2 separate regions of the Homo sapiens genome follow, and region 1 is linked to region 2. A link is a loop called in an ENCODE intact Hi-C map of the cell type or tissue named here. Cell type or tissue: gastrocnemius medialis. All regions are shown on one strand. Each heading gives the region's core, and the rest is flanking DNA. Links, peaks and the distances in the headings are about the cores only. Region 1 has its middle 70 kb from the start of LINC02563. Region 2 has its middle 5.6 kb from the start of LINC02563.

Evidence for each region. A loop is a pair of places that touch in the nucleus more often than their neighbours do. Peaks named below come from ENCODE experiments on the same cell type or tissue, not always from the same donor. Only the 100,000 strongest peaks of a DNase experiment are listed, where the experiment ranks them.
Region 1: it touches region 2 in a loop (2.7-fold over the local background); 2 of 110 quality-filtered maps call a loop at or near these places.

The regions. Positions count from the first base shown.
Region 1 is chr17:65,385,122-65,390,497 of GRCh38, forward strand. No RefSeq gene overlaps it. Among named protein-coding and RNA genes, the nearest start is that of LINC02563, 70 kb to the right of the region's middle. In gastrocnemius medialis, for the core only: no CTCF peak of the experiment used is centred there; a DNase peak (open chromatin) is centred at 2,390; H3K27ac peaks cover 2,729 bases.
Region 2 is chr17:65,460,466-65,465,841 of GRCh38, forward strand. No RefSeq gene overlaps it. Among named protein-coding and RNA genes, the nearest start is that of LINC02563, 5.6 kb to the left of the region's middle. RefSeq lists enhancers at 1-161, 162-795, 796-1,428. In gastrocnemius medialis, for the core only: no CTCF peak of the experiment used is centred there; DNase peaks (open chromatin) are centred at 326, 746, 2,976 and 3,644; H3K27ac peaks cover 4,259 bases.

The DNA.
Region 1 (5,376 bases), core at 253-5,252, 75 kb before region 2:
CATTCTTATTAAATTTATTCTTAGCATTTGATATTTCATTGATATATTCTATTTATTTTTGCACAAGGTGTTTATCTTTTCTCTCTCTTTCCCTTTCTTTCTCTTTCCCTCTCTCCATCTCTCTCCCTTTTCTTTCTCTCTTCTTCCTTCCCTCCCTTCTTTCTCTCTCCCTTTCTTTTTCTTTCTTCCTTTCTCTTTCCTCTCTCTCTCTTTTTTTTTTGATAGGTTCTCATTCTGTTGCCCAGGCTGGAGTACAATGGTGTGAAGCTTCAAAATCCTGGGCCCAAGGGATTTTCCCGCCTCAGCTTTCAGAGTAGCTGGGACCACAGGCATGTGCCACCGTGCCTGGCTAACGTTTTTATTTTTTGTAGAGATAGGGTCTTGCTATGTTGCCCAGGCTGGTCTTGAACAGCAATCCTCCCAACTTGGCCTCCCAAAGGGCTGGGATTACAGGTGTGAGCCACCACAGCTGGCATGAGTAGTTTTATTAATGGGAAGAAGACAGGAGTAGCAAAGAGGGAAAGAGAGATAAAAGCAAATTTGGTCAACCTCAGAGTGTTGCCTTTATCTTCCCAAGAAATTCTAGGGAAGGTTCAATTCATGATGGTGACACCCATTAAAGGAAAGATGGTATGTTTGAGGACACCATTTTAAAAACTGGAGAGTCAGAAGAACCAGATACAATTCTCCCACATAATTCTATAATAACAGACTATTTCTCAGCTAAGGAGAGGCCCGGAGCGAAACAACCTGGCCCTTCCCACAGGCGCCCGCCATCTTTGCCCGACCACGCCGGGCATCCCGTTGGCTCTCAGTGAAAGCCCAGCCCCTTCCTGCTGAGGCTCCACTTCCGGTTCGGAGGAGCCAGTGTTCTCTGGAAATTCTCTCTACGGTTTTTCCTCTCTGGGCTTATTTCATGATAATTTGCTCCTCTGAAGGGAGTCTGGCATCTCCCTGACAAACACGTTTGCTGAAAGATTTACATTTTCGATTTCCTCGTCGCCCATTTTCTGACTGCATACATAAAAGAGAATTGTAAATGTTTAGAAAAATCAAAGTTCTTCTTAGACACCTGCAGTTCCACCCAGTTAGTTTTCTCGATAATACACGCCAAGAAAAGGCTGAAGAAATGAGGTGGAATAACCTGGCCATTTTCTTGCTGAGGTTTTCCAGACTTTATTTCCTCTCATTCTTCGAGTAGCTTCAAATTCTCAGGGCAGTTGGGAAGCTTGTCAGATAGAGCTCCCTGCTTTCCTGGGGCTAGAGGTAGTCCTGGGAGCCTCCTGGTCACTCCTCGTGGGTATAAGTGCCAGGGGAGGAAGGGCAAGGACAGCAGCCACTACTGAGGCTTGGAACATTGGCCTGGCCCTGGTTAGGGGCTGGCACTCGGCATGTCTACTAGACGCTGCCTTCCCCACACCACGGTGTAGACTCTCTTGCCAGACCCTGCTTCTGTCCGTCCTTCTCTGCCTATTCCTCTTCTTTCTCTCTCTCTGTTTTTTCTCTCTCTCCCTTCCTTCCTCTTTTTCTCTCTCCCTTCCTTCCTTCTTTCCTCCCTTCCATCCTCCTTCCTCTTTCTCTTTCTTTTCTTTCTTTCTTTCTTTCTTTCTTTCTTTCTTTCTTTTTCTTTCTTTCTCACCCTTTCTTTCTTCTTTCTTTTCTTTTCTTTCTTCCTTCTTTCCTTCCTCCCTCCCTGCCTCTTTTTTCTTTTCTTTTCTCTTCTCTTCTCCTCTCTTTTCTTTTCTTCTTTTCTTTCCAGAGTCTTGCGTTGTCACCCAGGCTGGAGTGCAGTGGCATGATCTTGGCTCACTGCAACCTTTGCCTCCAGGGTTCAAGCGATTCTCCTGCCTAAGCCTCCCAAGTAGCTGGGACGACAGGCCCGTAACACCATGCCTGGCTAATTTTTTTGTATTTTTAGTAGAGACAAGGTTTCACTATGTTGCCCAGGCTGGTCTCCAACTCCTGACCTCAAGTGATCCACCTGCCTCGGCCTCCCAAAGTGCTGGAATTACAGGCGTGAGCTGCCGCGCCGGGTCTCTGCATATTCCTTTTCTTTAATTTACTACCTGTGGGGTGCCAGTGGCTCTGCAGAGGGCATTCAGGGCTGAGGAAGGCTGCAAGCTCTTGACAATTAGCAAACATTTGAGTGTTAATAAAACATTTGAGTGTTAATAAATTCACACTCAGAAAAAGCATAAGCTGGCTTCTCATTTCCATTTTTTCAGATGGGCAAACACAAATGCTGAGAATCTTAAGGCTGTCCCTAAGAAGATGTGGAAGGGGAATGCACTTACTGGTCTCAAGAAGGACCAGTCCTAGACTCATGACCTTGGCCCATTGCAGGGAACACTTGCTGAGTGAGTCTAGGATTTCTAGGCTAAGTGACGCTTGTCTGTGGAACACTGGCGACGAAAGCTGGTTGCACAACTCTCTGCAGGCTCCTTGGACAGTGACTTTCAAACCATCCCAACCAAGATTGCTAAGAGAACCGCACTATTAGGTTTCAAGTTCACATCACATTGCCTTAAAAACCCCATGCTGTTCCTACGACCACACCTACAACTTGCCCTTGAAAATGGAAAACTCCATTCCATAAAACAGGTTTCTTCTTTCAAGTGCCCCACCAGGACCCTTCAAGAGAAGTCTGAACTATCATGAATCAAAATTTCCCATATTTTCCACACCCCAGTTATGAAGGAGTGGACCACATTATGATTTCCCCAGGGCTTATATAAGACATATTTCTATTTTTCACTTTCCATTTAAAGGAAGGACCCTTTTGGTCATCTTAATCCTCTGGGCAGAGACAGAAGAAAAGACCTTATTCTCCAATTATTTTCCCTGTTAGACACAGTTCTTTTGAATGTTACAAAGAAAAGATACAGACCAGAAATATCTTTCCAGGAACTGATTTCAAATGTTGATTCCATATACGCCAAGAGACTGCTGGCATCCACAGCTGCAATCTTCATTGAATAATGCATCAGGAGACAATTAGCAAGAGCTTGAGACTGTTTTGATTGCATGGAGAGTTGGTTTGGGCAGTTTGTGCTATAACAAGGTCTCGACAGTATAGTAAGTTTGGAAACACCAAAGTTAAAGAAAAGAATGAATTCTGGACAAGGACCCCACTCCCATCCCTGGGACATTCACAGTGCTCTTCATTTTTGGCCTACTTATGTACCATTCATGGGTCCCAATTTTGTGCAAGCTTCTTATCCTTCAACCTAGCCTATAAAAATGAGAGCAGCTGGGAATTCGAAGGCAGGGTGATAGGGGAAACAATTTCATGGTTCCTCTCCCTCTCCCAACCTCGTAAGTTTTTATTGCTTCACAGTTCATGATCTCGCTCTTTCCCCCACCTCTCACCACTATCCTTCTGTTCACACAGGTCCTATGGGACACTTAATCTGGAGGGGGATTCATGTTCCTTTGGAATAGCCACTGGATGAGAATAGGCTCAACCAAAGGCCCAGCTAGGAATATCCCTGCCACTTTCAACATTCCCTCCATCTGGCTTACTATGGAGCAATTTCAAGGCTCGCCACAGCTAAGGCTTGGGTTGTTTCCTTGATTTCTGCTTCTCATCTGTTGTACATTCCCCAGGAACAGTCTGGTGATAAGAGTCAGGTAGCAACAATGCAGTGAGTCTCTGAGACCAAAAGATAATTGAAAAATCCCAGTAAGTCCATTCCCTTTGGCCTTGAGTTCACATATGGTCACCACATTAGAGACCTTGTCCAAAAGACCAGCTTGGGACATGGGGTGGAGATGATTTCTGTCGTTAACACAGCCACATCTTCCCCCAAGTCAATGGGCAATCAGAGCTCTGTGTACTCTGATTCATTGCAGGACTGACCATGTCACTGGTTTTAACCCAACATGATGTCCTTTCTAGCATGGTCCTCACTCTAGGAGATAAAGTAGCTGTCTTCATGAGTGATTGCTTCCAGACCCAATGAAGAGAAACTCATGTGTTTGAAATGCCTGCCATTCTTCTCCATTTCACCATAAAGTAGCCAACTTAATTTTGCACAATACTGTTTGATAACAACCACGTGTGTGTCTTCTATATTTATATACTCAGGAAAGGACCTACTTGGTCAGTGTGAGATGATTTCACAAGAAAAATGGAACCAGATGTGACTCCTTTTTATTTGGCTCTTCAAGCTCAAGCATTCTAATTCCAGGGTCAGCCTTTACACGGGTTTTCGGTTACCTTGCAGAAGAGGATCCTTTTACACTACAGCGTTTGCTTTTCCAAGGTCCCTGACAAGCAGAAGTAGGCAAAAGATTTTAGGGAATTTGTTCTCAGCTTAGCACTTTCCAACATTTCCAGGCCTAGAGATTCAGTGGGACAGACTGTATCCTCTTTTGGAATAATGGAACATGCCTGTTCAGTAGTAGACATCCCCACCTTTAATTCAATCATTCTTCCAACTTCCCAGAATGCACAAGCACTTTGGGCCTGGAACTCAAGATCAGATAGTGCTAAAGTGACTCATTCAAAACTCCAAAGCCAAGGAGTGGGCAGGACTGACATCAGAGAAGGTCAGGCTTTACTCCTTTCATCTTGGTTCTTCTTTTCCTAAACAAACAAACAAACAAACAAACAAACTTTCATCCCAACTTGTGCTGGCAGGCCTGCCATGTACAGCGGTACAGTTTGTGCACTGCACAAAAATGCTTACTGCCAAGGGAGCAATTAGGGGCTGAAATGCAGTCCATGCTACACTTATCAAGACATGTACCCCAGAAAGTGATACATCTTCTTGGAAGAAGAAGCACCCCCCATGAAACGCCTCCCCGCCAAAATATTAACTGCTCACCAAGTTGGCAACCGTGTGCGTACATCTTTGCAGCAGTGCACTTTTCTAAGAAGCAGCATGTGCTAGTGGTATCTTGCATACTGGTGACAGCCTGAGATATGAATAAATATGCAAACTGCAGAGGATGTGTCATCTAGTCCTGTGTATATTAGTACTGCTCAATGAGCCACACTCAGCCCCAAGATAAGTCATCTAGAGAGGCTTTAGATGCAGGATAACCACTACATGGCACTTGTGCCACGACTGCTACAGCAGATGTGACTCATAAGTCCTGGAATTCTTTCATAGCCCAAATTCGTCACAATCCTTTTCCACTCAGTGGAGCACTCTGCTCAATCACTACCAATTAAATAGAGTTGGCATTCAAGAGAACACCTATCTGCCATCTGCCCCAGCTAGCTCTTGCCACAATAATGCTCCATAACAAATTACCCCACAACTCAGTGGCTGAAGACAGGAATCATTTATGTTTATTCTCCTATCTCTATGGGAGCTGTGCTTTGGCTAATCGAGGCTGACAGGCCAAGAGTGCTCTGCTTCGAGCTGC
Region 2 (5,376 bases), core at 154-5,153:
AGCAGCTGTGGGGACAGGGCTGAACCCCAAAGAGGGGATCTGGGTAATACCCGAGGGTCCGTCAATGTGAAGGGATGGGCACTTTGACTTAGTACTTATTGCTGATTAAGGCCCAGATTCTAGATGCTAACTTAAAGGAAATTGCTAAGTTGCAAATAATGTTTGTCTGGTAGAGATGCAAACAATTCCTGTCTGATAGAAAAGATAGCCCCGGGCTGGGCACGGTGGCTCATGCCTGTGAGCCACTTTGGGAGGCCGAGGCAGGGGGATCACCTGAGGCCAGGAGTTCCAGACAAGCCTGGCGAACATTGCGAAACCCCGACTGTACTAAAAATACAAAACAATTAGCCGGGCGTGGTGGCAGGCACCTGTGATCCTAGCTACTCTGAAGGCTGAGGCAGGAGAATTGCTTAAGCCAGGGAAGCGGAGGCTGCAGTGAGCCAAGATCGCGCCACTGCACTCCAGCCTGGGCCACAAGAGTGCAACTCCATCTCAAAAAAAAAAAAAAAAAAAAAAAAGATAGCCCCGAAGGTTATAGTTTCATTGTCCTATATATAGGACATAAACCAGTTTTGAATTTGATTTAGCAAAACCATTTTCAGTACTCCCTCTTTCAATGGCTACATCTACGTGAGTCTGTCATATACTCCTGGGACCAATGTTACCATCCTGCTGGTTTCCTACTCTCTTGCCTCACCCTAGTCCTGGCCCCAGCCCCCATGTTCCCTATATTTGCCTGAGTCATGTTTTCAACATTTTTTTTTTTTCGAGACAGGGCCTTGCTCCATTGCCCAGGCTGGAGTGTTGTGATTATAGCTCACTGCAGCCTTGGCTTCCCAGGCTCAAGCAATCCTCCCACCTTAGCCTCCTGAGTAGCTGGGGCCACAGGCATATACCACCACACCTGGCTAATTTTTTTTTAATTTTTAGTAGAGATTGGGTCTTGCAGTGTTGCCCAGGCTGGTCTCGAACTCCTGCACTCAAGTGATCCTCCCACCTTGGCCTCCCAGAGTGCTGGGATTCCAGGTATGAGCCACTGCACCGAGACATGTTTTCAACTTTGACATCTGTGAGTGCCTCCTCTAGAAACGGTGTTGATGCAGCCACCCTCTGGTGAGCTCTGGTGATTTGTCAGGGTCTGTACCTCACTCTAGATGTGATCAGAGGTAGACACGTGCCTACTATGATCCAGGCGTTGTCCCAGATGCAAGGATGAAGCCAAGAGGCTCTACAGGTGTGTTGCAGCTGAGACCCTAGGGCCAGTCAAAGCTGGGCTCAAACCTCACTGCTCACTGTTAGCCATGTGATCCCGAACAAATGATTGAGCCTGTCTAAGCCTCAGTTTTCATATCCTTAAAATAAGGCTAGTAACAATGAGTGCCTTGAGGAACTAATGCCCATAAAATGCTTTGTCTAGGGAATACTATATTCAATGAATGGCAGATATTATCAATAACCATTCTCTATTTTTATTGTGGTAAAATGTATGACAAAATTCACCATTTTAATCATTTTCAAGTGTACAGTTCAGTGGAATTAAGTCCATTCACATTGTGGTACAACCATGACCACCACCCATCTCCAGAATGTATTCACCTTTCCAAACTGATCCTTTGTGCCCATTAAACACTAACTCTCCATTCCCCTCTCCCTCCAGTCCTGGGTATTCACTATTCCACTCTCTGCCTCTATGAATTTGGCTACTCTGGGTACATCTTATAAGTGGAATCATACACTATTTGTCCTGTTGTGTCTGGCTTTTTTCACTTAGCATGATGTCCTCAATGATGTTGTAGCAGTATCAGAATTTCATTCCTTTTAAGGCTGAAAATATTCCATTGTATGCCTGTATATCACTTTGTGTTTATCCAATTCCTCCATCAACCAACATTTGGGTTGTTTCTACCTTTTGGCTATTGTGGCTAATGCTGCTACGAACACAGGGACACAAATATCTGTTCAAGTATCTTCTTTTGATTCTTTTTGGCATATACCTAGAAATGGAATAACTGGATTGGATAGTAATTCTATATTTAATTATTTGAGAAGCATCCATACTGCTTTCCATAATGACTGCATTATTTCACATTCCTGCTAGCGACGCACAAGAATGTTAACTTTCCCACGTCCTCATCAACACTTGTTATTATTTTCTGTTTTTTGTTTTTTTATAACAGGCATCCTAATTGGTGCAAACTGGTATCTCATCATGGTTTTTATTTGCATTATTTGCATTTTCCTAATGATTAGTGATAGCGAGCATCTTTTCACATGTCTGTTAGCCATTTGCATATCTTCTTTGGAGAAATGTCTACTCCAGCTCTTTGCCCATGACTCTCATTGGGTTGTTTGTATTTTGTTGATGTTGAGGGGTAGGACTACTAGCTCTTCTTTTTTTTTTTTTTTTAATTGAGACGGAGTCTCGCTCTGTCACCCAGGCTGCTCTGTCACCCAGGCTGGAGTGCAGTGCTGCAATCTCAGCTCACTGCAAGCTCCACCTCCCGGGTTCACACCATTCTCCTGCCTCAGCCTCCCGAGTAGCTGGGACTACAGGCGCCCACCAACACGCCCGGCTAATTTTTTGTATTTTTAGTAGAGACGGAGTTTCACCTGGTAGCCAGGATGGTCTTGATCTCCTGACCTTGTGATCCGCCCGTCTCGACCTCCCAAAGTCCTGGGATTACAGGCGTGAGCCACCGCGCCGGGCACTACTAGCTCTTCTTAAGAGGAGGAAAGCCACTCTGTGTCCTCCCAACAAACACTCATACACACACTCCAGGCGATGGCCATAGAGTCGAGCCAATGGGACAGAACCCTGAAACACAAAGCAAGGAAGTGCTGCAGCAGTGCACGGACTTGCCTGGAAATCAGCCCCATGAGTCAGGGGTACAGGCTGTACTCATAAGCGGGATACTCCAGCCAGCCTCTGAGCACACTGGGACATTGGTTTCATGAGTGCAGCACACTCTAACCCAGTGAGATAAGAGGCTACAGATGAAGCAACTCAAATACCAAGACAACTTGGCTCAGCACCCGCTGGGAGAGGACGTGGTCTTTTCACTCCAGCTTCTGTACTGGGCTCGTCAATCTCACCTTGCTGAGAAGCTGAACAAACCCGGGCCTGCTCTTCTCACCCTACCTGATGCCAAGGCGATGAGGTAGCCAGTGACCAGGAATGTCTGAGCTTAAAATAGAGATGCCCTGTGCCAAAATGAAGGCTTTCCTTTGGAGTAAGTAGAAGCACCCTGATGTCTTCTAAAAGTCTGGTCCGGTTTCTTTGGGCCATGCATCTAGCCCAGAGCCTGGAACATTAGAAGGGGTTTAACAAAAGTTGCATAGAACTTTATGGCCCTGGGTGAAACCTGGGGAGAGCCCACAGAAAAGTGACTCTCCCCCTTTGTAATGAAAATCAAGGCACCCGCCTTCCTGAAAATCTGACATCCTCACAGCCATCTGAAATCGTTTCCATGGCAAAGCAATGAACAACACATTATATTCATATTAATTTTCTAGGGCTGCCATAACAAAATACCACAGGCGGGGTGGCTGAAACACCAGAAAAAGTTCTGGAGCCTAGAAATCAAGCTCAAGGTGTTGGCATGGGTGGTTTGTTCTGAGGGCTGCCAGGGGAAATCTGTTCCGTGCCGCTCACCTGACTTCCGGTGGTTTGTATTCTTTGGTGTTCTTCGGCTTCTACTGCTTCACCTCAATCCTGGCTTCACCTTCACGTGGTATTCTCCCTGTGCTTCTGTGACTTTCCATAGTCATCTTCCTATATGACGCCAGTCATACTGGACAAGTGGCCTGTCCTTCTCCAGTACAGCCTCATCTCAACTTAATTACATCTGCAATTACCCTGTTCCCAAATTAGGTCACCTTCTGCAGGACTAGGGGTTAAGACTTCAACATATGAATTTTGGGGGACACGATTCAACCCATAACAGCATCCAAAATCTATTTCAGCCTGTATCAAAACATCTTACGTACCCCTAAATATATACACCTATTATGTACCCACAAACAATTTTTTTAAGTAAAAGAAAATTTAAAAATGAAATCTATATCTGTCACCTCTTTTCATTCGGAAAAGCCACAAAATAGCAATGATAATATTTCCCAAATAATGTTTGCAGAAGGTTTCTTTTCATTTGGGGAATCCCTACCCCCTAGCACAGGCCTTATAGAAAAGGTAACAACACAGGTTTCAGAGTCAAACAGGCTTTGCCTTGAAGCCCGGCCTCACCATTTCCTTCCTGGATGACCTAGAATGTGTTACTTAACCTCTCTAAGGATCAGATTTCTCATTTATATACAGAAGATAAAAATATTGGGTTGGTGCAAAAGTAATTGCAAAACCCACAATTACTTTTGCATCAACACTAATAATCAAATTGCAGAGTTGTTGGGGCAAAGAAGGTAACATGTATTACTAATCCATAATAAAAGCTTAGATGCATCAGTGTGGGAGAATGCTAATTGCCGCCTTTTCTCGTAGCAATAGAGACCCCAATTTTTAGTGGTATATGACTACCCAACTTCTCCATGCTGCTAAGTGTGATCCTGTGGCCAAGTTCAGCCAATGGCATTGAAGTACACGCGTCAAGTGGCAGCTTCTAGGAATCTTCACTAAAGCGAACGCTGTGCACACTCTGACTTTCTTCATTATCTCTTCCACCTGTCTGTTGTTGATGGACATGATGGCTGGAGCTGGAGCTGCCACCTTAGACCATGAGGTGACACTGGGAATGGAGACATGTATGGTGGACCAACAAGACAGAAGGAATCCAGGTCCATAATGCTTCCTAGAGCAGAGCCCCACACCCATCCTGGACCACCTGCCTCTGAGGTTTTATGGGAGAAAGAAACAAATTAGCATCTTATTTAAGCTGCTGTTACTTGGGCAGGGGCGGCCACTATTACTTGGCAGCTGAACCTAATCCTGACTGATACAGTTGGGTCCTTTCCCTGGCTCATACCAAGTGATCCTTAAATGTGTGTTGAATTGGATTATGCCTGTGGTGTTGCATCCAATTTCACAAGTTTCCATAGTTGGACTTCAGGGTTAGGCGTTCTGTCTCTGAAGAGCAGAGGGGCAGGTGCCTCTCCTTCAATCCATGTCCCTGTGCAAGTAGTGGTGAGTTTGTGACTCAGAATAAAAACCCCTCTAGCCCTTTGAGCACAACGGAGCCTGTTACTGAAGGCCTGTGCGGTAGTTTGTTCTATTTGCAGTAGAATGAGGGTGGGTAAGAGGGACGAAGAGAAAGAAGTAGAGAAAAAGCAAAGCAGTTCTCTGTGCCATTCCACTTTCTCTCCCAATCTCCCAGGAATAGGGATACTATTTCTTTTTTTAATATAGTGCTTTTTTTTTGTAGAAAT